2 separate regions of the Mus musculus genome follow, and region 1 is linked to region 2. The links are chromatin loops, found by intact Hi-C in ENCODE. Cell type or tissue: heart. All regions are shown on one strand. Links, peaks and the distances in the headings refer to the core of each region. The heading gives the core; the rest is flanking DNA. Region 1 holds the start of Naga (N-acetyl galactosaminidase, alpha). Region 2 holds the start of Septin3 (septin 3).

Region 1 (10,389 bases), core at 1-8,000, 72 kb after region 2:
TCTTCTTCCAGGCTGGTACCATGTCTGGGTCATTCCAGTGCCCAGGACCCGCCACCGGCTGCAGTACATCCTGGTGTCTCACAAACCAGTCCAGGATGGACAGCACACTCTTCCAGGAGTCCTGGATGTCTTTATAGTTGCGCCAGAGATTGCAGACCCTGGAAACCTCGGTGTAGTTCACCTGAACATCAGAAAAGGCAGGAGTTAGCACCAGTCACCTTGCTGCTCAAGGGGTCACCCACCAGCTGGGGAGGCTAACAGTTGGAGACTTGGAATGAGGCAGAGAACAGGTTCTCATGGCGTGTAGTCTGGGAATGTGGCCCCATTTTGGGAATGCCCAGTCCTTCTCTCCATATATATAGGGGAGGGGGCATCCCCATCACACACACGCCCACCACCATGTGCCACATACATACCATACATACCCATTTCTTCAGTGACAGTGCCACCACCTGCCTCATTTAGGTTTGGAGGTCTGGGCCCTTCTGAGGCTATGCATGGTTTCATCTGCCTTCTGGGCCACCCAGGGATTCTGACCACTTGCCTGCCTTGGATGCAACCCCAGCAGCCTGATAAGCTGCCAGAGGCTATGGCTCAGTGACCTGGTCTCTAGACACCTACATATGGCTGTGTTGGCTACTCTAGCTGTGGTGGCAGCCTCCCAGAGGCCTGGCACATAGGAGGTGAGGGGGCATGGGAGTGGGAAGCCGTAGCAGACAGAATGGCTTACCTTGGGGGGTAGGCCCCCTTCATAGGCTGGCCAGCTGCAAGAAAAGGCAATGGGACGGCCCGTGGCGTTCAGGGCAGCAGCCATCTTGGGGTACCCTGCAGAAACCCCAATTTGGTGACTTGACCAGGCACAGGGGACAGCCTAGGACGTGCCTCCCTGTACCTAAAGGCTTACTTCCTGGGTGCCAAGCCTTAGGAGGTAGGTATGGTGACATAGCTACCTTTAGGAGGCCTGGGAGCTGTAAGCAGGGGTGAGGGATTTGGGACAACTGCCACCATTGTATGCAGACACAGCTCCACAGCTGCCGATCTCTCTCTGCGTCCCAGCCAGATGTGGATGGACTCACCCTCTGCACGTTCTCTGGAGCTGGAGAAACAGCCATCCAACTTCAGCATGTCCACCTTCCACTCCGCGAAGGTTTCCGCGTCCAGCTCCACTTTGTCTAGGGTGGTACCAGGGTAACCCATGCAGGTCATTTTGCCCATGTCCTCATAGATGCCCAGCTTCAGACCCAAAGAGTGAGCCTGCGGGGGTTGAAGAGACACGGCTCAAGTGAGACCCTCTTCTCAGGCACCTCTGCTAGAGCCCATTAAACTCTTAAATGGCTTCCAGGACTGGGGATGTAAATTAACTGGCAGAGTGCTTGCCTAACACATGTGAAAAGTCCTGGGCTCTCTTCCCCACACACTGCATAAACTGTGCATGGTGACATGTAGACGTGTTTGTTTGCTTGAGACAGGGCCTCTCTATGTAACCCTGGCTATCCTGGAACTCTCTATGTAGACCAGGCTGGCCTCGAACTCACATAGATCTGCCTGCCTCTGGAGCACAGGATTAAACACATGCATCACCATACCCAGCTAGCACCAGAAGTTTAAGGTTATCCTCAGCTACAGAGTGTTGGAGGTCATCCTGGGCTACACAAGACCCTGTCTCAATAAAGAAGAAGAAACTCTCAGTGGCTCCCACTGACCAAAAGAACCAGTGGCTGGTTTCTGCCAGCTGTGGCCACTTTTTCTCCAGCTGTCTCTTGCCTGGAAGCTTTTGCTACTGCTTCAGAGGTCCCACCTCTGGGATGGATTCAACCAGATGCCTCCTCCAGGGGACTGTTCTTTTTGCTAAGGCCCCTTTCTGGCTCTCGCCTCATTAGGCCAATAATATGTGTGTGTTCCTTTTTCAGTTTCTGCCACTATGCCGCATTCTCCATGGAGACTGTGATAATGAGTCCCAGGCCCTCACACTAAGTAAGGGGCAGGGCTGGAGCTGGACTTACATAGTCAGCTAGGAAGGCAATCCCGTGAGGGAAGCGCTTGGGATCAGGAATTAGGCGGCCTGAGGCGTCACGCCCACCAATCCAGCAGTCATCGATGTTGAGGTATACATAGCCCAGGTCCCGCCATCCATCCTGGGCCAGTCTGTCCGCCATCTCCATAAAGAGCCGTTCACTAGCAAGGGACAGTGGGGCTGTGCTGCTCAGTTCCCCAGGATGTCCCTCATTCCCGCTCTTTCTCTCTGCTCTGAATTCTGGCTATAAAAAACCAAGCCTCTACTGTCAGCTGAGGTGGGGCCAGGATAACAAGTGTAAATGACCTTCCAGGGTTAGGGTAGGGCGAGAAAGAGGTGGTCTGGCATCCAGGCCAAAGGGCAGGACTAGGCCTAGGGAAGCCTGTGGGGCCTGTCTGGCATTTTATCTTCTTTCAGTTACCTCAGAGGCCAAGTACACCTACTGAGGCCCCAAGCAGGTCATGGGGCTAGGTGTCAGATACATTCATTCTGACTCTGCATTTTTCTATTTAAAAAAATTTTTTTAAAATTTTTGCTGATGAGTGTCTTTCACCCACTGACCCACTGACCCCATTTTGTTGCCCTGGGTAAGCAGATCTTACTCACCTGATGCAGTTCTTCGGGTCCTCCACACAGTCGATGTTACAGCGGAAGCGTTCCCAGGCCAGCCAGCCCATGGGTGGAGTCCGCAGTAGCCCATTCTCCAGCATCAGTACCTGAGCCACCAGGGCCAGTAAGAGCACTGAGGGGGAGGTGGATGGTGACTTGTAAATGGTTCCTACAGCACCCCACCCCCCAACCCCAGTCATCACCTCAACCCCTCCAGCCCTTCAGCCCTCCCCAGGTACAGGCCAGTAGGGTTAGAGTTGCCTCAGCCTGTGAGTGCAGTCTGGGGGGGGGGGTACATGGGGCAAAGTAATGTATTCAAAAAGCTGTTGCTACAGACTGGGAATCAATGGAACGGACCCCTGAAGTCATGTCCTTGATATACATGAGACCAGATGCCCTCTTCCCTCCCTCCCTACACAGAAATGACAGTTCATTGTGGACTCTGGGTTTCTGAGGCCTTGGAGTTTTTGCTCTCCACCTCAGAAAGCCTCAGAAGGGCCTAAAGGGGTTGGTCAGGGTGGACTTGTACCCAGCTGCTCACCTACACAAGCCCCTTCCTCTTGGCTTTCAGCTTCCTTATATATAAATTACCACACCCACATGACAGGGCTGCTACAGCCCGCCAGGATCGGGTAAGATAGGACCTATACACTGGAGCAGGGCTGAAAAAGGAAGTGGCCTCTTTGGAGGGGAAACGATTCTGAGGTGTGGGGCATCTCCTTGATTTTCCTGGCCCAGCTCCAAGGAGAGGCACACTTCTCCCCACATACCCCCATCAAGAAAGAGGAGGGCTGGGGCTTCCTCGCCACAGTCCTCCCCTGCAAAGCCACCTGAGTAGGTGAGGGTACCTGTCTTCTGCAACATTGCCTTGGAGTCAAATCTCAGGACCCACTCGAATCTGCTCTTAGCAGCTTTATATGCTGAACTGTGGAAGATAACAGATGTTATGTATCCCACCGGGCATAGTGGGACCCACCTTTAATCTCAGCACTCAGGAGGTAGAAGCAGGAGGATCTCTGAGTTCTGGGCCAGCCTGGTCCACATAGCCAGTTTCAGGCCAGCCAGGGCTACTAGGTAGAGAGACCCTATCTCCGAAAATAAAAGTTACGGATTCCACATTTGGTCCCAAGTCGCTTTCACTACCCTCACACACTCCTTCCCTACCCTTTACTTCCCGGAATCTAAGCTCTTCTTTTAGAACTACAAATAGTCTAGGACACTTTGCCCAAGAGCGGTTGTGACTGGTTCTAGGAATACCAGGAAGAAGGAAGGCTATAGGCCATGTCCGGTTCCAGGTCCCCGTGTGGGTTCAGATTCTCGGTTCTTAAACATCGCAGGCCCAGGGTCCCCCTTGATTCTTACCCTCGCGCTCGCTCAGTCCGCGGTAAGCCGTGAAAGCCCCCGTGGCGGCCGCTTGTACCTATAGCGACCCGGGAGGCGGAATGTCACGGGACAACCCTTCTTGAGCAACCAATCAGAATCCCCTAGCAACGCCGTGCCCTCCCTCTATGCCCCAGCTCCCAGCCTCCAAAAGCTCCGCCCATCTAAGCTCGCGTTCTGCGCGTTCCCGAGGCGCGCTCCCGTGGGAAGTCGGCTTGGGCGCCCTGTGCGCGCGCCGCTGTGCCTCGGGTCTGGTTGGAGTCCTCCGTCCTCCGCCCCAGAGGGCGGGGGTGGTGGCCCGCACTGCCCGTGCTCAGTAAGTAGCTGTGCAGTGAATTCCTACAGAGGGCGATACCTTGCTCTTTTTTTGTTTGTTTGTTTGTTTGTTTGTTTGTTTTATTTTGTTTTGTTTCTTCGAGACAGGGTTTCTCTGTGTCCTGGAACTCATTCTCTAGACGAGGTTGGCCTCGAACTCAGAAATCCACCTGAAACCTTGCTCTTAACCACTCGAAAACGGTAGTGAAAGAGGCTGGGTGGGGTTTCAGCTCTCGAAAGGTCAGGAGGCTGCCCCCTCCACCTGACACCCAAGGGGTTGTTCGCCCACCCACTCCCCAAATGTATTTATTCATTACTTATTCATATGTTAAACACAGGCTAGGTGCCAACCACTATTTCTGGATGCCTTTACACCGATGATGATCATAGCTGTCCCCTCTCCGAATCTGTGCCATTTTCCTCCTATCAGGTAATGGCAAACCGACTTCTCTGCCAATCTTTTCTCTCAGCCTTTACATGCAATTGTCCAAAAATTGATTCCTGCCTTTAAATTCCACCTCTCATCCCACCCAGTAACGCTGGCCTCATTACATATTGCCTGGATGATTCGGAGACAGCCCTCAAGGGCCTCCTTTGTCCACCTTACTTCTCCAAGGCAGCCAAGGCAAACCTGAAAACTCAGCTCTGTGGGCTGGTAAGATGGCTCAGTGGTTAAGAGCACTTAGTGCTCTGGCAGAGCACGAGGGTCCGTCTCCAGACTCACATGCCAGGGGATCTGATGCCCTCTTCTGAACTCTGAGGCCACCAGGCATTCACATGGTGCACATACAGGCAGATAATCGGGCACACACTTAACCTAAAAAAACGAACCCAACCCAGCCCTGGTCTTGTCTCTCTGAAGTCTGTGTGATGGCTACTCTCTTAGTTTGGGGAAATGGTGTTTCTAAACCCCACCCTCTACCTTTTGACCCTATTCCCTGCCGTCATCTTCCTCATTGCCCTCCTTGTGGCCCCTCAAACACAGCCTTTGAACCAGCTGTGCCTTCTGCTTAGAATGCACTTCTAGATATGGGCATAGCCGACACCCTCATTTCCCTTAATTATATGTCCAAGTGAGGTCTACTCTGCCCATTCTTCTATTTAAAAACGGCAAGCTCTCCCCTCCCTCCTCAGGAAACTCATGCTGTATTCTCCCCTTACCCACCCTCCCGCGACCTTCACCTTGTAACACATTTACTCTAGTGGATACTACTAGTTGAAGAAAAGTTAGTGAACATTGCAGCCACCAACCACCACACTCCCCCCTTAAAACATCCAGCAAAATGTAGGGTATGCTTGTTTACATTGTGAGGTCAGGGAGGAGACCTCAGAGCGGACAGCTGAGACCTAAATGTCAAGGAGCTCTAAGTGGGGGTAGGGTGAGAGGGGAGGGCCGGCTGGGCTTCAGGAACTGCAAAGCAAGGGTTGAGGTGGGAATCCACAAAGCCCGTGGGCAGGCAGGCAGGCATTTGAACACAGTTGCATTCAGGGCGACTACGGGAATCCTGGTCTCCTATCTTATTAGTGCTTTCCCCGCAGCCTTCCCTGCAAGCCTATGGACAGACTCCAGGTAGAGCCTCAGGACCACAAGTGGACTGCAGACCTGCGTTGGTGGGTGATAGAAGCCGAAATGGCCAATATCTAGAGGCAGAGATGGGGCTAAGCCAAAGACTTGGTTGAGAACCTTAGCAGGGTTTTGCAGGATGTGTAGGAGCTCGCTTTAGGAAGCGCCCTATCTGATGATTTGTCTGGTTTGGCTCTGCACGCGCGAGAGGGAAGAGAGGGGCGGATCGGGGAGATACTGGATGGGCTGTAAGGGGAAACTTTTGGGGGAAAAAGAGCACTCCTTATTCTTCTTCGGTGTAGAGCTGGAGGCCTGTGGGTAGCCTGAGGTTGGGCTTGGGGTTCGAGACGACCCCTCACCGACGAGTCCTGTGGCGCAGGCAGGTCCCCACCTTCCAGGGCCTCAGTTTCCCTCCAATATGCGAGCCGAGGCGACTTTGCGGATCTGGAGGCCTGGTGGGTACTGGGCGGGGAGCGGCCGGGGCGGTACCCCGAGCCTCCCGGGCGGGGTCTCCCGGCTCCTGCGGCCACGTTTGCGACCTGGGCGGAGGCCGGGGTTCAGAGCGAGAAAGCCCAGGGGGCGACAGCATCGCACTCGACGGGCCAGGCCCTCGGGCGCCGGAGGTGAGAGCCGGTCAGGCGGGCTCCGGGAGGAGGTGACCAGGAGGGCGTGGCCGTGGACGTGGCTGGAAAGCCCGGGCGGGATCCAGGGGACCCAGGCACCAGCAGGGCTGCCGGAGGGAGAGACCGCGGCCGCAGGCGTGCGTGGACTCAGCCCCTCCTTGGGGCCCACAAAGGGCAGCGGCTAGAACAGCCTTCCTCTATTCCAGGCCTGCTTGCTTCTCTCTCTTTGGAGCCCTTCTTCCCCTCCCGCCTCCTGGCTACGTTTTTTATCACTCACTACTTGATTAATTCATTATTTATTTAATTGTATTTGCTTACGGAGTGTCTCTTTTGCTGGAAAGTAGATTTCAAGAGGACGGGGACCTAGTTTTGTCTACTGATGCATTCCTACAAATTCAGCAAGTCTGCACAGGGCTGATTATTGGCGATTTAACCACTCTAGATGTCCTGCAAATAGGGAGGGGAGGTGCGCGAAAGGGACAAAGCCAAATTCGATCTTTGGGTACATCAGTAATCAGGAGACTTCTCCCCAATATCGTGGTGACGGAAATCCCATAGGGACAGCCAGGAAATCTTAACTGCACTTAACTGACCTACCTAGCCCCAGGGAGCCCAGAATTACAGTCAAGAGACAGTGGGCCAAGACATACAGGGAACTTCAGTTGCCCTACGGGATGAGCAGATTATGAAAAGGAGGAGCGCTTCCGGCAAAAGGCTGCCCTTTTACTGGGGCCCTGAAGTTAGAACAGTTCTCACGTTCTCTGAGAACCCTTTTGCAGGCTCTCTGGAAACCATGTGGCTGAGCTGTGTGGTTAGATAAGAGGCCACCCTGTCCCCTTCTGTGACTCTGCTGATAAGTGTGTCACCAACAAGGCCCCACCTAGAAGTTATAAGACCAAGTGCTGACTCTTCCTCATATGACCCTTGCCAGTTCAGCTGTATAGGAACCTTGGAGCACCAGAATTTAGTGGCTATGTCTTCAGTGCCCCAGGACACACCGCTGGAGTTTACAGAGCCGGTCCCATTCACCCCTGGTCACCTCCTCCTTCCTCTGGTGCTCGTTGGTGTGATGTGGTTACCCCTAGGTGGTCTCGGTCACTGGCCTGTCCCTCCCCTGCCTCCATCTGGCTCTGAAATGTGGGCTGGATACCACTGGGGCTAGTAGGGGCTCAGGAAAGTCGTGGGCTCCCTGGAGGTTGAGCTTACACTTGCAGTGAGGGGCCCCATGTTTAGGATGTTTAAAGCACAAAAGTGTCTTTGGGCCTAGGGTCCCTTTCATCCCTCCCCAGGGGTTATTTCTTTGGGTTAAAAAAAAATGTCAAAAGGAATATCCAGGTTAGCCAGGGATATGGTATGACCCAGCCTGAAAGCCATGATTAAAAACTACAGCCATACCACCCTGAACACGACTGATCTTGTTTGATCTTGGAAGCTAAGCAGGGTCGGGCCTGGTTAGTATTCGGATGGGAGACCAACTGGGAATACTGGGTGCTGTATGCTTAAAACAAACAAACAAACAAACAAACGAACACCCAGAAGAGCTGGGGCTCCGTGTGCTCAGGGCTCCTGCCTTCAAAACCTAGCATGACAGAAGCTGAGCATGGGGTAGGTATGCAGGAAGAACTGGGCAGATGGGGACAGTCAGCTCAGAAGCTGAATTCAGATCAGACATCCTTGGCTACATAGTGAGTTCAAGAGCAGCCTGGGCTATGAGACTCTGTCTTCAAACAAACAAAGCACCATGTTGGGCTCTTCTCCTGATACAACTATTGTCTTTTTTGTTACAGTGTTTTGATGTCCAGGTTCTTTTTTTTTTTTTTTTTAAATTTTTTTGGTGACCCTTATAAGACTTTTGAGATGAAAGGCAAGGAAGACTAGTCCTTCAGCTGAAGTCTGAGAACTGCAGGAACATGGTCTGTAGGAGCCACAGGACTGGGCTGCTGGTCTTCTGAGCTGGGTCCTTCCCTGCGGGTGCTACCATCTCTCTATCTCACTGTTCTCGTGGGAGCCATGAAGCTGAACAAGAGGAGTGTGGCCCACTATGCGCTGAGTGATTCTCCGGCAGACCACACTGGCTTTCTGCGTAGTTGGGGAGGACCAGGTTCCCCACCCACTCCCAGTGGCACTGGCCGAAGATACTGGTTTGTTCTCAAGGGCAATCTGCTATTCTCTTTCGAGACTAGAGAGAGCCGGGTCCCGCTGAGTCTTGTGGTATTGGAAGGCTGCACGGTGGAGCTGGCCGAGGCTCCTGTACCCGAGGAGTTCGCCTTCGCTATTCGCTTTGATGCCCCTGGAGTGCGCCCACACCTGCTGGCAGCAGATGGGCAGGCTGCCCAAGAGGCATGGGTGAAGGCACTGTCCCGAGCCAGCTTTGGCTACATGCGACTTGTGGTGCGAGAATTGGAGAGCCAGTTGCAGGATGCCCGTCAGAGCCTGGCCTTGCATCGCTGTGCATCCCAGAGGGCTGTTGCCAATTGTAGTAAATCTCAGGCTCCTGACCACCGAGCTCCAGACCCTGAGAACGGCCACTTTCTCCCCAGGGACCGCAGTTCCATTGGTACTGTGGAAGAAAGGGGGATCCGGCCAATAGGTCGGGATTTGACCGAGTGGGAGTTACAGGGCCCTGCTAGCCTCCTCCTAAGCATGGGACAGAGCCCCGTGTCCCCTGAGAGCTCCTGTTTCTCTACCCTGCATGACTGGTATGGGAAGGAGATCATGGAGCTGAGGCGAGGGTGGCAGCAAAGGGCAAAAGGAAGCCAGACAGAGAACAAGTCACAGAATAGGCCCTGAGCCAGAGCCCTTTAAGCTATGGCCCTGTCCTGCTGGTCAGGATGCCGGGGTCAGAACGTCAGGGGTTAAATATTTACTCATTTACCAGGTTGCTCTGTGTGTGTGTGTGTGTGTTCCCCTGCTCTGTAGACTTTCTCTAGCTTCCAGATCCTCCCCTCTCGCTGGCATGAACTGAAGAATCATGGCTCCCTACTTATTTTCTGAGGTCTAGAAAGGCCAGGTGGTTGATGGGAAGATAATATAATTCAGGAAGTGGGGCTCTGCTCTCTAGCCATAAAGTCCAACACAAGAAGTCTTGGGCATCTCCATGCCAGAGGTGACAGGAAGTGGCTTGAAGACTGACATCGTTGTAGCTTGGGCAGGGCTCTCTGTAGGAGAAGGTCTTTAGGTGCTAAAGAGGGATTTGTTCTCTCTCCCGCTGCTGCCCTGTCCATGTATAGTGCTGGACATTGCCCGCAGGGAGGCAGGCAGCCTTTTATATAGAAGACCTGACCTGTCGTCATGGCAACTTGTAGGGACTCTTGTTACCTAGCCCGCTTGTTCCTAAGGCTTGTCTGCTGAGGGCTCTCATAGCTACTCTGTCCCGTGTCATTCCAAGTATCTTTTTCTTTAGCTCTAAGGTCAGATGGCTAGGTCTACAGAGCCAGAAACCAGGCCCGTCTGTCCCCTTTATATAGATGTAGTGACAGTGGCTGTGGCTCAATAGAGATGTATACCGTTCCCAAACAAAATTGGACTCTTCCTGACCTCCCTCCTTTCCCTATCTGGGGCCTTGGGCCAGCCTGACCCAAATCCAACAAGGCCTAAAGGCTGGATTTTGCCTCCAGGAGACTGAGTTCCATGGTTCCTCTGGTCAGGGCTATGTTTCTCAAGCCTGCTTGTAACCTCATAGCCAGCTGCCCTCACTGTACACACAGGTACCTTTGCTAAGTTTCTTGTCACAGTAGTTAGTGTTTGCTCTTTTAATAGTTTTGGTTTTTGGAGACCAAGTCTTTGTAGCCCACGCAGGTCTGGAACTCCTTAGCATGGCAATCTGCTGGGATTATAGATAGGAGTGCCACACCTCACTTGGTTTTGGTGTTTGTTTTGCAGCA
Region 2 (16,954 bases), core at 4,748-12,747:
GTTGCCAATGCAGCTAGGGTGCTGATTATGTGTCAGGCTGAGATGGCACTGTCTGAAACCCACAGTGTGGAGCTGGGAATGCAGTTAGCACAGTGCCTGTCTGGGTGCATGAAGCCCCGGGTTCGATCCCCGGCACTGCATTAAAGCAGGTGTGGTGTGGCTACCTGTAATCCCAGCACGAGGAAGGCAAAGGCGGGAGGAGCAGAAGGTCAAGGTTGTTGTCAAACTGAGGCCGGCCTAGACATACAAGACTCTGTCTTAAAAAAAACAAAACACTTTTTAAAATTTCTTTTGCTTGTTTGTTTTGTTTGTTTTTTCCAGACAGGGTGTAACCTGGCTATCCTGGAACTCACTCTGTAAACCAGGCTGGCCTTGAACTCAGAAATCTGCCTGCCTCTGCCTCCCAAGTGCTGGGATTAAAGGCGTGCACCACCATTGCCCGGCTCAATCTCTTTTTATAGCTAAGGAACGGAACGGTAGAGCGTAAGAACACCTTACAGCACTTACATGGAGGACACTGGTATGGGAATATCTCACCTACATTAACTCACTTAGCAGCCGCAGAGCCCCTACCACTCAGGAGCTGCCGTCCCCATTTACAGTCCGAGAACCCCTGATCATACATACCCAAGTTACATGGCACCAGGGACCATGGCCTCATAATCACAAAACTCGGCTGTGTAGATTCTATTGATAACAGATCAGGTGCCCTGGGGATTAGTATTTGAACTCCATAAGTTCACCAGGTTGCAACTTGTCTGCGTCCCCAAGTCATCCTTGTGTGTGTGAGTGGGTGGATGGGGGTGTTGGCAAGGAGCAGGGTCAGCGGGGCCTCAGGGTGTAAAGAGAGCCGAGGAGGCTCCTCCTCTGAGCCTTGTTCTCTTTCAGTGAGTGCTTTGCGCATGCACGCCCCCTCCCACCCCTTCAGCAAGGATTAATCACCAATGACTGCTCTTCATGACCTGTGGTGGAGTTGTACTAGTTTCCCCTTCTATCTGAGAAAGCCGAGGCCACTTGTCCGAGAGCATAGACGTTAGATGGGGTCTGGAGCCAGCGCAGCTCTTGGCTATAAATCCCTTTCTTTCTTTCTTTCTTTTTTTTTGGTTTTTCGAGACAGGGTTTCTCTGTATAGCCCTGGCTGTCCTGGAGCTCACTTTGTAGACCAGGCTGGCCTCGAACTCAGAAATCCGCCTGCCTCTGCCTCCCGAGTGCTGGGATTAAAGGCGTGCGCCACCACGCCCGGCTATAAATCCCTTTCTTGAAGGATGAGTAGGAACTGAGTGTCCTCGTGAAGAGGTGCATGCTGAAGGGGGAAGACCTGAGTCGCTGAATCACCCTGAGGTCTGCTCGGGTACTGTCCTTCACTCCCCTAGGCACGCCCCATCTGATGATGGAAGGAGCGCGGCTCTTTCTTTCTGGGTGGTTACTACAAAGGAGCTTTCTTGTGTCCTCCTGTCTATGTCTTGGCAGCCAAAGCCTGCGCGATGCCGCACTTTCTGGACTGGTTTGTGCCTGTCTACCTGGTCATCTCCGTCCTCATCCTGGTGGGCTTTGGAGCCTGCATCTACTACTTCGAGCCTGGCCTGCAGGAGGCGCACAAGTGGCGCATGCAGCGCCCCCTGGTGGACCGTGATCTCCGCAAGACGCTGATGATGCGGGACAACCTGGCTTTCGGAGGCCCAGAAGTCTGAGACTGCCTGGGTACCTGAGACGCTCCAAGCTGACAGAGGGACGACTCCTTTGATCTTTCCACCCACCCATCTGCAGCCCAGTAGAGGTCCTCGTTGTTCAGGGGAGCCCCTTTCTGTAGAAACCAGGCACTTGAATCTTATTTGCTGCTGTGGGATCAAAATCTCAGAGTTGAGCCCATTCACCCTATGCCTTCCCTTCCTAGCTCTGGGGACATCCTCCACTAGCCCTCCACTAGCCCTCAGTGCCTTTGTGCTGTCCTTCCCTCTACCACTCTACCTGGAGTCAGGTCTGACTGTCCCACTGAATTCTGAGTTGCTTTCTGTTCCCATCTCTGTTGCACAGCTGAGCTGGACAGGCCTCAAAACTGTCCCAAGACAAGAATCTAATTCAGAAGGATCCTGGCTTGGTATAGATCAGCCCCGCTCACCTCTGAGAGGTCAGGCTTAGAATGAGTGACAGTGTATGGTGGGGGTGTGCAGAAGGGTAAGACTTTGGGGAGGGTGTGCCTGTATGTGTGCACACATGTGAGGGGGGAGGGAGGGAAGGGGGGAGGAAGAGAGGGAGGGAAGGAGGGATAGAAGGAGAAGAAGAGGAGGAGGAGGAGGAAGAGAAGGAGAAAGAGAAGAAGAGGAGGAGGAGGAGGAAGAGAAGGAGAAAGAGAAGAAGAGGAGAGGAGAGAGTGGGGCCCCAGGCAGAGCAGGCAGTGGTGGGGATAAAGTGGGCCAGTGGGAGGACTGTCCACAGCAGGGTCCACCCTTACCGCTAGGCTGCCCACACTTCCTTTCTATCCCATGCTGCACTTCCAGGGTTGAGCTTAGCCCTGCCTGCCCACTCTGGAAGCTCCTCTTGTGTGGAGGTTTCATTACTTGACTTTGCACACAAATTGGCAGCCTCCCTCAGTCTGTCCTGCTGCGGCTTCACTTGTGCAACGCTAATAAAGGTTCTATGGCCACCTTTGCAGACCAGACTCCTACGGTTGTCTCTGTTCAATGCTCTGATGCAACGCGGGGCTGCAAAGGCCCTGAGCCATATGCACAAGCACAGCACAGGAGCGGTGGCTTCTGGAGCAGAAACCCATCTCCCCGGGGAGCTTGGGCAAGAAAGGGAGGTATCAGAGAGCATTGTCAACTCTGGTCCTTTACAAGGAGTTAACAAGGGTTCAGGCTCTCTAGAATCAGGTGGATCCTGTAGGGATTTTTTTTTTTTTTTTTTTTTTGAGACAGGGTTTCTCTGTGTGTTCCTGGCTGTCCTAGAACTTGCTCTGTAGACCAGGTTGTTCTCAAACTCAGAGATCCACCTGCCTCTGCCTCCCAAGTGCCCAGGCGCTATAGGATTTGTCCCCCCACCCCACCCCCCTCACCTTAGAGATGGGAGCTGGGGCCTTATTCATGCTAGGAACGGTTTCTACCATTGAACCACACCCCACTTCTCTCTGACAACTTTCTAGACTTGCTTCTGTGCACCTTTTTAACCAGCCATTATTCTCTCACTATGGGAGCGACAGTGAGCTACTGCCAGCTTTTCTAATCCCTGCCTTCCCTTCCCTCTGTCATCCCATCAGGGTCTCCTTCAGCCCAGGCTTATTTTAGATAATTGAGCTGACGCTGGACTTGAACTCCTGACTTTCCTCCTGCCTTCACTTATCCCTCATCCTAGGTCAGGTCCATTTTGAACCAATTAGCCTAATGTGGCTCAGGATCCTACACATGGTCCAGTTTGGGTCTGGGCCTTTTAATCTCAAAGATGAGAGGAGAAAGACCACCCCCTCAAATCGTCATGGCCAAGTTAATTAAAGCAAGCTTTTTAAAAATCATACGCACAGGCTGCATCCCCCTAAGGAGGGATTCAAGAGGTCAGCATTAGATGCGAAGACGACAAGGCTTTGTATCTCAGGGGTAGGGGGTTTCTCAATGGGAGAAAATTGGCAGGGTTACAGGAGCAGAACACAGCCATCAAAACAAGGCGATCCCAACCAACAGGTAGTCATAATAAGATAGTGATAGAGGCCATATAACCTTTAGGATTGCAAGACAGTTAAAGTATCTTTTGAAACAAAGACATGGTTGCTGTTTCTTGGAACAGGCAGCAAAGAGCCATTTGTAGTTAAAGTTACAGGTGGGGCATAGCTCAATCCTTGAGAAACAGATTTAATCATAAACAGGAGTAAACCTAGTTTCTCTTTACTATAAATAAGATGGCTTTTAAGTCTAAGATGGAGGCAGGCTGGTTTTCAGGCTCACTTGGACTGACAATGTGCCCTGGACTTGAGTTGTCTCAGAACAGGGTAGCTTTCTCAGAATGTCTGGAGGGGAAGACAGATTCCAGAAAGAACACTAAAACTCACCCCTAGTCACCCTGCCTTATCAGACAGGTCCTTTGGGAGTAGACTGGGCTTGATCAGATGAGCCCCAATGTGGCCTGCAGGCAAGGTTGGTTTATTCAAAACAGTGTTTTGAAGAAAAAAAAGATGCAGTTGGTTGCTAGCATTCACAAGTCAGGAGGTTTCACACTAGGACCTCATTTCTGACGCCTTTAAAAATAGAATTCAAGGCACTCTGGGTCTGAAGTGTGAAATTCCTGGCTCTGAACATGACAATGTGTCTGACTGGGATCCGATCAGAGTCTCTGAGGTAGTCAGGCTCTCAGAACAGCTGCTGCCTCTGCCCAGTGTCCACCACCAAGTGTTCCATAGCCAGGAGGGTTTGGGGATTCATCGAGCCTTCTGAGCTCAGATCTGGACCTCCTGCCGATCTCACCGTGGGCCTTGTTTCATAAATGAATTTTCCATATCTGATCTTTCCAGAAAGAACCCACGCCAGTTTCAAGTAGATCCCTCTCGTGTATCCTCTCATCCATCGCGTCAGGAGACGCGAGCGGTCCTCAGCTCACTGTGGTGCAAAATGTCAGTTATGGTTGTTCAAGGAACAGTACATGGCCTGGGCTGGGTAGCTCTGTTGCTTAGAATGCTCACCTTGTGTGCACAACACTTTGTATACAATTATTATGCTATACACTGGCTATAATGGCTTATTCCTGTAATTCCAGCATTTGAGACGCAGAGGCAGGAGAATCTTGAAATACTTATTCCTGCGGTAATACTATTATTACTGTCCCCGGGTTTCCTGCCAGCCAGAGGGAAAACAGAAGCAACAAGGAAGTACCACTACCACCATCATCATCAATCATCATCACCATCATCACCATCATCTTCATCATCCTCATCATCACCATCCCCACCACCACCACCACCATAATCATCATCACCACCATCATCACCACCATCACCACCATCATCACCACCACCACCATCATCATCAATCATCATCACCATCATCACCATCCTCTCCTCTCCTCTCCTCTCCTCTCCTCTCCTCTCCTCTCCTCTCCTCTCCTCTCCTCTCCTCTCCTCTCCCCTCCCCTCCCCTCCCCTCCCCTCCCCTCCCCTCCCCTCCCCTCCCCTCCCCTCCCCTCCCCCCTCCCCCCCTCTCGTTTCTCTGTGTAGCTCTGGCTGTCCTGGGACTCTCTTTGTAGAGCAGGCTGGCCTTGAACTCAGAACTCAGGGATTAAAGGTGTGCACCTCCACCGCCTGGCTTGACATCTGTCTATTTGCGCATCATGTCTGCTCAGCTTCACTGGTGGTCGCAAATGTTAAGGAAGTCATGGGGGAAGAAAATATTATATAACCATGAAGTGTTGTTTAGCTACAGAGGCAGAACCTACTCTGACCCCACACAAATCCCAGCTAGAACATGTAAAGAACCCACGTTGCCCCTGACTGCAAAGAGCTAAAACAAAAACAAAAACAAGGGCTGGAGAGATGGCTCAGCAGGTAAGAGCACCAACTGCTCTTCCGAAGGTCCTGAGTTCAAATCCCAGCAACCACATGGTGGCTCACAACCATCTGTAATGAGATCTGACTCCCTTTTCTGGAGTGTCTGGAGATAGCTACAGTGTATATAATAAATAATTAAAACAAACAAACAAACAAACAACAACAACAACAACAAAAACAGGGTAAATGGAAAGATAGCAGCGGTCAAAGGTGAGGGGAACTGAAAACATGACTGAAGAAGCCCCGAGTCCCCACAGGGGGCTGTCAAGGAAGGCTTCCCCAAGGAAGTGACCAGGATGATGGGTTTGGAAGGTTGCATAAGAGTTTTCCGTGTAAGGGAAGAGGAATATGCCAGGAAAAGCTGTGATGTCCCTAGGGTACCTACTGAGAACTGGGTTGTGTCACGAGGCCAGAGCATGGAATACAGTTGTGACTGGTAGCGGGGGATTGGAGCGTGGCTTTTCCTTCCTTCCTTCCTTCCTTCCTTCCTTCCTTCCTTCCTTCCTTCCTTCCTTCCTCCTCCTTCCCTCCCTTCTTTCCTTCCTTCCATCTTTTCTTCTGCCCCTCCACCCCCTCAACCCCCCTTTGTGGGTGTTGTTCTTTTTCCAAGACAGGGTTTCTCTGTGTATCTCTGACTGTTCTGGAACTCCGTCTGTAGACCAGGCTGGCCTTGAACTCAAGAGATTTAGCTGCCTCTGCCTCCCAAGGGTTAGGATTAGCCTGTGCCACTCACCTGGCTGGAAGGCAGCTTTTCGAGGCAGTTTAGACCTAGGAGAAAACCCGATGAGCTTGTAGTTACCACTTCCTTCTGACCCCATCGGCAACTTATTCCTGCCCTGGTTTGTGTGTGATTTTTTGACGTGCCATGGAGAAGTGTCTCAGCATGGCGGCCAGTAGCCTGGTTTTGGCAGGGAACCCTGGAAACCGAGATTGCAGGGGATTTTTTTTTCAGCTGCTTTAGGAGATTTTGTGGAGTCCCAGGGGCTGGCAGGGCTTGCCAGAGTGGGTGTGTCTGTGCTCAGCCCAGAGCCAGAGGACAGGGAATTAGCGTGTGCAGGGTCCTGAGTGGGAACGGCTGCAGTGTTCGAATTCCAGCTGAGAGGGCAGGACAGGCTTCTCTCTGTTCCTCCCCCGCTGTTCTCCTGCCCGAGCTCCAAGGCTAATAGAGGCCAAAAGAGTAGCTTAGAGGGAAGTGTGGAGGCTTTCAGCGCCCTTGAAAAGTGGCCACCAGGAGTACCTCATGGGTGTGGTGACGCACACCTTTGATCCCAGCACTCAGGAGGCAGAGGCAAGTGGATTTTCTGAATCAGAGGAATTGAGTTCCAGGACAGCCAGGGCTACTTAGAGAAACCCTGTCTCAAAAACCACAACAAAGAAACAAGAGAACAATGGCTGGGAAAATACTCCATAGGTGAAATGCTTGCAGCATAAGCATGAGCTGGCTTCCCAACACCCACATAAAAGTCAAGTGTACCTGTACCCTCGGTAGGACGGAGGCAGAGACGGGAGGGTCCCTGGAGTTCATTGCGCAGGCACCCTAGCTAAATCAATGCGTTCCATGTTTATTAAGAGATTCTCTCAGAAAACAAGAGGGAGAGTGAGGAAGACACCAAGCATTGACTTCTGACCTCTGTATGCAGGCAGATATCCATGCATGCACAACATACACATATGTGCACGTACATGAGCAGGTACACATGGTGGTCACAATCTGGGTTAACAATCTTTCCGGGGGACTTAGGTAGGCAGACCTTCTCCCTCTCGCCCACCCGGAGTTAAAGTATGGAGATCTGAGAGCCTAGCCCATGCTTTGGACTCTGTGTGACTCTGGCAAGACCCTCTCTGGTTTTGTGGCTTTGAGTAGCTTCCCACAGGTTTTTGGCAATCGAAAGAAACCATGGGGGTAAATAGACAAGCAAATAGATTAAAAAAAAAAAAGATTTATTTTATGTATATGAGTACACCATTGCTCTCTCCAGACACACCAGAAGAGGGCATCAGATCTCATTACAGATGGTTGTGAGCCACCATGTGGTTGCCAGGAGTTGACCTCTGGAAGAGCAGTCGGTGATCTTAACCGCTGAGCCATCTCTCCAGCCTGAAAATAGAAATTTTAAGGCTGCAACTGTGTGTGTGCAAACGTGTGTGTGTATGCTTGTGTGTGTGCATATATGTGTTTGTGCATGTGTGTGTGTTTGTAGATCTGTATGTTTATGGCTGAATTCAGCATCCTCTACATGTTAGGCACACCATCCACCACCAAGCTGCCTACCTCCAGAGTCATCGGTTTTCATAGCTCCCATAGAGTGAGGGCAGTGTACAGTAACAGCGCTGGGCGAGACTTGAGGCTCCCCGAGGTCACTCTCAGCCTGAAATGTGTCCATACCACTGCTTACCAAACAGTCCTGGCTCCTCAGCTCTCAGTGTGCCATAGAAGTTTACCTTCCTGCCTTCTAGTAATGGGCGGCTCATCCAGCTTGTTCTGGCCAATGAGTTCTAATTAAATCAAAGCCATTAGTGGCTGGCAAGGGGATTCATTAATCTGCAGTTTGTCACAACCCCTGGCAATAATGACCTGGAGGGCCCTAGAGCAAAGGTGACGTGGGACATAGTTGGTTCATGGTGTTGTGGACAGGAGCCATGAATGAGAAACTAGTTCTTAGTGTCACGGCCTCTAGGGTTTTGGAAGTTTGTCACCCATGCTATCTAAGCCTACCCCTATTATAGAACAATGTGGGGCCCAGAAAGACAAAGAGATGTTCCAATTCACGTGGCTGCAGAACACACAAGTTTGAGAGGTATCATAGCACGCACTCTTTGTCAGGGGGGCCACCGTAAAGATTGGAGTGAAGGTGTCTGTTTTTGGAGGACCCTTGAAAGCGTCTCAGTGTTTGGTGGGAAAATGCACAGGTGCACAGTACCATTTCTGGCCACTAGAGGGCAGCTGGACCCAAGTTTGTAATTGAGGTGGGGCTGCGGCAACCAACTCTGCTAAGCCCCACGTTTGGAAACTGTGGGTGGCCACCAGAAAATAAATGTGGGAGTGGAGAAAACTGGGCAACAGCAAAAGCTTTCTTTTTCTTTTCTTTTCTTTCTTGATAGTGTTTCTGTGTATAGCCCTGGCTGTCCTGGAACTCACTTTGTAGACCAGGCTGGCCTCGAACTCAGAAATCCGGCTGTCTCTGCCTCCCGAGCGCTGGGATTAAAGGCGTGCGCCACCACCGCCCAGCAGCAAAAGGTTTCTGAATGCACAACAACCCTGAATCATCGAACTCAAAATGAATCTGGGCTGTTTCTGCCAACTCTTGTGTGTTAGTATTGAACGTTCGATGTGCACACTTTGACCGACGCATGCCATACACTGCCGAGGAATACCACCTAAAAGCTCACAGACGCTATGGTACATTGTAAATTGCAATGTCTTTGCTGCTAATGTAGAAACATGATGGAAAACGAAGTCAGCATTTTCCTCCAGTTGCTCCTTATTGGCTAAGTAGAAACTTAGCTCAGTCCATGGCTGTGCATAAACCAGGTGTGGCAGAGCCCGCCCGTAATCGCAGCCACCATCACTGGAGGCCCGAGGACACCAGTTCAAGGTCATTTTTGGAAGTTTAGGGCCAACTTGGTATATGTAAGACCCCATCTAAAACAAAAACATCTGCTTCAGCTGCTGTCTGGAGTTTCAGAAGAAGACTAAGGGAGATCTGACTTGGGAGTAGGGTAACACATTTCTAACAATTTCTGAATACAGGCCATTTGCTATTATTTTAATTTATGCAAAATGGCAGTCTGAGCATTGCCAATGATACAATCAAAATATCCATCAGTTCTAGGAAAAAACCCACTGAAACAGCTAAGATTTAGTTTCATAAAAACAAACGAACATCTCTACCTCATTAATATGCAAATTTGCCTTTGTCTTTAACAAATGGTAAACTTTTACGTGTACCAAAGAATTATTTTAAAATAAATTTCTTTTTTTCAAATTAATGTTATCTATTTGGTGTTATTCTGTTTTGTTGTTTCTGTGGCTCTGGGGACTGAACTCAGAGTTTTATGCACGTCAGCCGGGAGCTCTGTCACTATACCAATCCCCAGGCAAAATGGATCAATTCCTTTGAATTATTCTCAGTAAGTACTCGATGTATAGGACTGTATTCTATACCTATATACATGACGCTGAGTACAAATGTCTCGGCTACAGCGGCTGCAGATAGAAAAAATGACAAGAGGTTTGCTCAGAGATGGTCAGTCAACCCTGGAGGGAAAGGAGGCAGACCAGCAGGCGAAAGACAGAGATGGATGGGACGCGGGTCTTGCTCTGAAAGGAGGGAGGCGGGGTGGATTCTAGATCTTCAGGCTGGAAGAAATCACTTCAGGGCATCTAATCTCTAACTGAGAAGACAGCTGAGAACTAGGAGGGTTTTGTTATTGTTGTTAGGTTTGGTTTTTTTGTTTGCTTGTTTTTTTCCGGGACAGGATTTCTGTGTAAAGCCCTGGCTGTTCTGGAACTTACTGATACCGGCCTCTACCTCCTAGTGCTGGGATTAAAAGTGTGTGCCACCACCTCCTGGCCTATTGGACAGGAGTCTTATAATGAGTGGTCAGGCAAGGAGAACCCAGGGCCCCTGACTTCAGCCCCACCCAGCTGCTTGATCTCCAGGAGGTAATAAGGCAGTGTAGGCCCTACAGAGCCGGCTCCCCAGGGTGTCCAGGCTGATTTTGCCACCTCTTTCTTTTCTCAGGGCCTCAAAACATGTAGGGAGGGGAAAGAACTCAGACAGCGCCCCTCCCCCTCCACTGTGATTGCTTGCAGGTTGCCTGGTAACCAGGGCATAGCCAGCTATGGCAACCTAAGGCTCAGAGGGATGAGAATGGGATGAGAAGAGAAGAGGATCCTGGGCCCACACGTTCATCATTCAGTCACTGTGAGAAACATGCTGAGTGATTCTTGTTAGGCCCTGGGACCCAGAGAAGGATAAGATCTGCGTCTTTCAGGACTTTGCTGTCCAATATGGTAGATGGACATTCAAATGAAATAAAATTGAAAAAAAAAATCCAGGTCCTTGGTCATCATAGAATAGTGGTAAGTGCTCGGGAGCCGCCTGTGGCTGGTGGCTATTTTATTGGACAGTGGACACATAGAACATTTCCATTATCACAGAAAGTTCTATTGGCCGGCCAGAAGCTCACTCGCCAAGGCGAGCAGCTCACAGGAAAGCAGGCCAGAGCCCCCAGTGTTGTGGGGTATGGCAGAAAGGAAGTGGCAAGATGATGGGTCGAGGACATGCCAAGAGAACGTTGGGCTTGGCTCCTGGCTCAGAGTGAGTGTTTAGGGCACGTCTGTGGCCTGCACTCTGTGGCTGAGATGCTGTGCCCATCTGCTTACGGGCCTGGCTTTGGCAGAAGACTCTGAGTTTCTCCAGCCTGGCTCAGTCCCTGGCACAGAGTAAGTACCCAGCCAATGGCGTCTCTTCCCACCACGGTCCTTCTCATACTATCATGTGACAGAGCAGCCTGGTGCTGGGGAACCCAGGAAAAGGTTCTTAGCCCAGTGGCCACAGGCTGCTGAGGATCTGCCTCACCAGAGACAGCTGGGGTAGGTCTGTGGATTTCTTTGAGGTCTGGCCCGGGGCTGGCTAGCTTCATACCCCGAGTCTTACTTAGCAGAGGATCTGTCTGAAGCAGGATGGGTCTCAGAGAATGGATTTGAAGGGTACAGTTGTATACACAGAAATCCCAACATGAAGCACAACCGCAGGAGCATGGACACAGATGGCCCTGGGGTCAGCAAAGTCTTAGGTGGTTGCAGAGGGAAAGTGGGAGGGCATGAGACAAACAGGGACATCACCGTTGGAGTAGCTCAGTTCTCTCTTACTGGTGACACTTCTCAAGGGTCCAGTCTTGGAGACAAGGACACATGGGTTATGTGCCATCCCCTCCCTAGGTGGCTCTGCGCGTATAGGGCAGCTCAGCTGGCTGACGCCCATAGCTCTGTAGGATTCCAGAGACTCAGAGCAGCCATTCACTGCCACCCACTCTCAAGAGGCCAGAGCCTCCCTGCCCGGAGCCCAGTCCAGCGAGAGGGACAGGTCAGGGGAGAACTGGGCCCTCAGCTAGTGGACTATGATCAGGAGGCTTAGTGAAAGCTCAAGAGAGGACCCAGAGAAGAGAGGTCTCTGAGCCCGGCCACATGGCTAGCCTCTGGGTGCAGAGGAGTGGGTGGGGTCTGCAAGAGGTCAGCTTCCTTGACTGAAAACCACCGGCTTCTTTTCTGTCTTCTGATCCAGGTAGGTGTGCCTGCCTGTTTGTGTGTGTGTGTGTGTGTGTGTGTGTGTGTGGGTATGTGGGGAGGGTAGAACCAAGGTGTTCACAGGACACGGGGCTCACTGAGGAGGCAAGGATCTAGTGACACAAGAACAAGGTGACCTCAGGAGTTCTGGTCCTTGGGTCTGTGGCTAAGCGAAGGGTGAACACGGTGTGCCCAGGTGCATGTGGTGGGAACAGTGGGCAAGAGAGGTCAGGGCGGCAGGGATATGCCTAATGGAGAAGAGGCAGAGAGGCTGGACAGTTGAGAGAAATACATGGCCAGAGATGATAGGCTAAAGCCATCCCTTAAGGCAGAACAAGAGCCCCCTTGCATCCTGCTTCTCCTGTTCCAAACTTCAGAGAGACGGATGCGATACCACTCTCTACTGGCAGCCCTCACCTCCCCCGCCTCTCCCCTGCCCTCCCCCCCCCCCCCCCGGCCAGTCTTGGCCTGTGGTGTTGAAAGTAATGGAGATAACTTTGTCCCAGAGGCAGCACCAGTCAGCCCCCTGGGGACCCTGGAGACCACCTTGGGGAGTATGGTTCGACTACCTGTCAACCTGTCACCTGTCAACACTGGATCATCGAGCTGGGGACCCCCTTTTCTCTCAACTCCCTGCCCCCAGGCAGCCTTTTCCAACCTCATCCCTGACCCACTGCCCAGACCTCAGAGTCCTTCAGTCACGCCCCACGGATCCAGTACTCTCAGATCCGTTCCCAACATTTCCCCTTTCAAGCTGTCTTTGAAATGGTTGTTCCTAAGAGCAGCGAGCATCAAGTTATCTTGCAGGACCCGAACAGCTTTGCAGCCTCTCCTGGACCCTGTTCACCTTCAGCCTTATCTCTACTCTGCCAAGCAGAGCCTGGAAGTCCTGTGCTGGGGCTTTCAAAAGGAGGCTCTCCCTTCTCATCTGTGGGCTGTCCTTAGGAGCTGCCTGATGCCAGGCACAGTTTCCTTCAGCTGACATCCACCCTATTCAGGCTTCCCCCAAATGTCTCTCACCAGCAATACTCCAGCTCAGGGGCTCTTTCCTAGTGGGGTGCAGGGACTCCCGGTTCAGACTCTGTTCTCAGGCCACCTGGACATCCCACAGTCTCTGACCCAGATACCTGGACTCTTGTTTTCATTGCTATGGTGGTTTCTGCAAGAGACAGGCAAGATTGCCTTCCTCCAGAGTCCTTGAATTCATATGTAACCTCCACAGAGCTGTCCAGGGAGAGCATCCACCCTCCGGAACCAGGGAAAAGAGACAGCTAAACTCCATGCTGGGTTCTCTGATGTCAGGGGCAAGTTGTTTGATGGCAGTGCCTATAATGTGGCTGCAGACTGGGCAGCTGTATGAGGTGTGTGTCAATCTGCAGCAGGTGGAAGCTGTTGGGCCATAGGAAAACACAAACTCCCCTAAGGCCCTCACGCTAGGTTCCCTCAGGCTGGCAGCGCCACCTGCTGGTTGAGAGCTGAGACTTTGTCCTTGTCCCTCCCTCCTCCCTTGTGATTGCCTTAGGGAAAGCTGGACAGCCTGGATGAACCACGCCTTCGCACCTGCTCCTCCGGAGATGCAGCCACACAGGGCTCCAGGCCCCAGAACATCTTTCTCTCACAGCCACATGCTGGGGCACCACACCCACCAAAAGCTCACTGCAGATGTGTCCCCCCTCATCCCTGTCATCAAGAAGACTGGGCGTTTGGATGCCTTCCCCCAAAGCAGTGTCCTAGAGAATTCCAAACAGCCAAGCATTAGATCCAGGGCCTGTAGTATGTCCCAACAGGGCACTGCCACGGGGTCCCTGAGTTCCATGCCTCCCAATAGCTTTATGCCCAGGAAACTCAGCTCTATTTCCTTAACAATACACCAGAATGTCCAAACGCGGCCCTTAGATGCCTCACTTTCTCATTGGGAAGAATTGCCCAGTTTGCACAAGGAGGCTGTCACCCACAGAGAAGGGAGGCTGTCTGCTTCAAGTTTGCCACTCATGGCTCATGTGCCACAGGTCAGGACCTCCTCTGAAGGCCATGGGAACCCAGAACTTACCAAAGCCAGCAGAACACCCACAGGGAATAAACCTCTGGTGTCTTCATGCCTGACTTTACCTTTCCAAGCTCAGTTCATTCAGAGTTCGTCAAGCCTCCCGGGGCCAGGTCCCATGGGACAAGTCCCTTCCAGAGCCTCTCCAGGAAGAGGCAAGTGCAGGCCCAGGGGTATTCCCAGATCCCGAGCATACCTCCAAAGGGCTACCTCGGCTGCAAATGTGTCTGTTGTGAGCACAAAACTAGATAAAGCCAGACATATAGGCACAGTGGCTCTCCACAGACCGGAATTGGCTATCAATATGCCTACACTAAACCAGTCCAGACTGGTCAGAAGCGCAGAGCTTCCTGTTCTGGATGCCAGGATGGACCTGGCCACCAACTTACCTGTAGTATCCAAGTCAGGAAAAGTGACAGACTCAATTGCAGCAGGCACAGCCAGGGATTTAGCTAGAGCAGTGACAACCAAGTCAGGCCAGGTTCCGAATTTGGTAACTGCAGCATCAGACAAGCAGGAAAGTGTCAAGCTTTTGACCACGGGGAACTCAAACGTGGCTTTGCCAACATCGGATGAGGCCAAGCAGGGCATAACCAGGTTGGACACAGTCAAAGCTTTGGCCAGAGCCACCGTAGGCAGGCCGGACACAATGACAGATTCTCCTGCACTGGAGACAAGCAGACTAGGTACAGCCATGGATTCAGTTGTGCTGGTCTGCCCAGACCCAGCCAGTAGTGAGACCAAGCCACACACTGTCAACAATGGGACTATCAGAGACACGGTTACCTATGCTACCTCTCCTCAAAAGCCGAGCAGAAGCACAGACCCAGCCCAGGACCATGGAGCTGTGGGTGCTTCCACAGACAGCCTCAAGGAACCCACCTCGCTGGACCTGGCCCCAGAACCCAAAGGTAAATGCAAGAGCTTGGTTGGGGGAAGATCTGCTGGTGGGTGAGCAGGGATGCATCCAGCTCACCAGGTTATGAAAGAGAGTGGGGGCTCTCTGGTCAGAATTGAATAGGTGGCAGAAAAGGGGGCAGGGGTTGAGGGGCTGAAGGACACTGTCAGGAGGAAGGCTCACAGCTGAGGATATGCTAAGTCCCCTTCTTGACCAGGATCTATGCTTGCTGCTGCCGCTGCTGCTGCTGCTGCTGCTGCTGCTTCTTCTTCTTCTTCTTCTTCTTCTTCTTCTTCTTCTTCTTCTTCTTCTTCTTCTTCTTCTTCTTCTTCTTCCTCCCCTTCCTCCTCCTCCTCCTCCTCTTTTTTTTTTTTTTTGAGACAGGGTTTCTCTGTATACCCCTGGCTGTCCTGGAACTCACTTTGTAGACCAGGCTGGCCTCAAACTTAGAAATCCGCCTGCCTCTGCCTCCTGAGTGCTGGGATTAAAGGCATGCACCACCACGCCTGGCTCTATGCTTGTTTCTTAGTTCTCTAAAAAGTCAGGATAATTGGGTGATTTGTAGATGATTCCAGCTTTAAGGAAAGTCTATCTGAGCTCGAGGCCTCCCTGGTCTACAGAGCAGGTTCTGGGATGGCTAGTGCTACACAGAGAAACCCTCTCTGGACATCTCCCCACCCACCCCGCAAAAAAAGGCTAATGAGCAAAAACACAGAATTGCTACTTAAAAGGAATGTCAGTGACTGGGAGGTAAAGGTGGAAGGATAACGTTCACAGCCAGCCTTACCTGGAAGTCTTGGCTCCAGCTCTTTAAAGTTGGAGGTGTGTGTGTGTGTGTGTGTGTGTGTAAATCCTATACATGTCTATAAACAGGTCAGCACAAGGGCTAGAAATTCTATGGATGTCTCAGCTCAGATTCTGGGTCAGGAGAAAGGCTTGGGAAATATCCAGTCCAATTCGTGAGCTGAGTCCTCGGCTCGTCAGAGCCTCTCCTATCCCACTGTGCATGCGGCCTCCGTTTTCACTCTTTGCGGTGTAACCCCAGCTCTCCAGCTTCAGCTCAGCTCTCTCTCCTGAACTCTGCTGGACTACTCCCCCTGGGTATCTCCAGGACATGTCCAGAGGCAGGGAGCCCTTTTCTTCTAGAACCAGCTGCTGCCCTCCCCCATCTTGCTCAGCTGCAGGAACCATGGTGATGGGATTCCCAGGTAACCAGTCTTCCTCATTTTCTTCTCCATCCCATTCAGTCTATTCCCAATTTGACTTATGTACCGTCTCTGTCCTTGACCATGTTGCTGTCCTGGAACTCACTATAACTATGTAGATTAGGCTGGTTTCAAACACCATATATGTGTAAACTGTACATACAAATATACATATATAGTTTCTATGCAGCCCTGGCTGTCCTGGAACTATGTATGTAGATTAGGCTGGTTTCAACCCACAGAGCGCTCTAACCTCTGCTGGGGATTAAAGGCGTGCACAGCCACACCTCGCAGCTGTCGCTACTATGTATACTTCTGCTTCTTCCCTCCTCTACAAAGCTGCGACAGGCACTTAGTTATTTGATGGCAGAAGGTAAAAAAAAGTCTCACTATCCCCACCCCTAACCCCACTGTGCAGCCTGCCTCTCCACTCTCTTAGATGGGGCAACCCTTGTCTGCCATCTTTCTTGCCTCAGACCAGGTTCACGTTTTGAGTGTTCTCTTACACACAGCGCTCTACCCACTCCGGGCTTCCCTGCCCGCGTTGCCCTTCACGGAAAACGCCCCTTTATTCTTTTCCTCTCTTCTCCATTTGCCTTTCCATTGGCCCTCACCTGTCCCAAATCTTCCATTATATCTCCATGATGCCCTAGCACCCGTGCGAACCAACTTTCTGTTTTCTCTATTAACATCCATAAGCTTTAAGGTCAAGGAGGTTTGGTCATCCTCAGTTCTGTGTTCTCAGGGTTGATCAACTAGCAATGCATCAAAGACTTTTTGGGTGGGTAAGAGAGGCTCAGGGAAGTTCAGGGTTATAGGGTTCAGCACCTAGGCTGGGAGCTGGGTCTGGAACCCAGTTCTCTTGATTCGGAGCTCAGTCAGCAACCGCGCCTGGGCAGAACCGCGGCGATCCAGCGCAATATCCCAATCACCGCGTGACTCACGCACGCGCACGGTCGCCGGCAGCTGCCACCAGCCTCCTGCGCCCTGG

What was found. Peaks named below come from ENCODE experiments on the same cell type or tissue, not always from the same donor. Only the 100,000 strongest peaks of a DNase experiment are listed, where the experiment ranks them.
Region 1: a loop joins it to region 2, with 2.4 times the contacts of the local background. A loop is called at or near these places in 6 of 42 quality-filtered maps.

What each region holds. Positions count from the first base shown.
Region 1 is chr15:82,334,767-82,345,155 of GRCm38, forward strand. Naga (N-acetyl galactosaminidase, alpha) reads right to left here and starts at 4,060. Exons shown (of 10, transcript NM_008669.4): 1 at 3,986-4,060; 2 at 3,472-3,548; 3 at 2,621-2,756; 4 at 2,004-2,175; 5 at 1,077-1,254; 6 at 731-825; 7 at 20-181. The coding sequence starts at 3,487. Pheta2 (PH domain containing endocytic trafficking adaptor 2) reads left to right here and starts at 6,413. Exons shown (of 2, transcript NM_177391.4): 1 at 6,413-6,505; 2 at 8,293-10,389. The coding sequence starts at 8,516. The coding sequence ends at 9,295. It also overlaps the pseudogene n-R5s41. In heart, for the core only: a CTCF peak has its summit at 4,321; DNase peaks (open chromatin) are centred at 3,335, 4,175, 6,485, 7,505 and 2 weaker places; H3K4me3 peaks cover 4,284 bases; H3K27ac peaks cover 5,283 bases.
Region 2 is chr15:82,258,095-82,275,048 of GRCm38, forward strand. Septin3 (septin 3) reads left to right here and starts at 10,708. Exons shown (of 12, transcript NM_001368785.1): 1 at 10,708-10,973; 2 at 13,339-14,771. The coding sequence starts at 13,358. It overlaps Gm52180 (a long non-coding RNA gene), which reads right to left. Exons shown (of 3, transcript XR_003951511.1): 2 at 14,250-14,527; 3 at 7,445-7,622. It overlaps 1500009C09Rik (RIKEN cDNA 1500009C09 gene), which reads left to right. Exons shown (of 2, transcript NR_037697.2): 2 at 1,471-2,652. In heart, for the core only: a CTCF peak has its summit at 8,453 (motif pointing right); no DNase peak of the experiment used is centred there; H3K27me3 peaks cover 915 bases.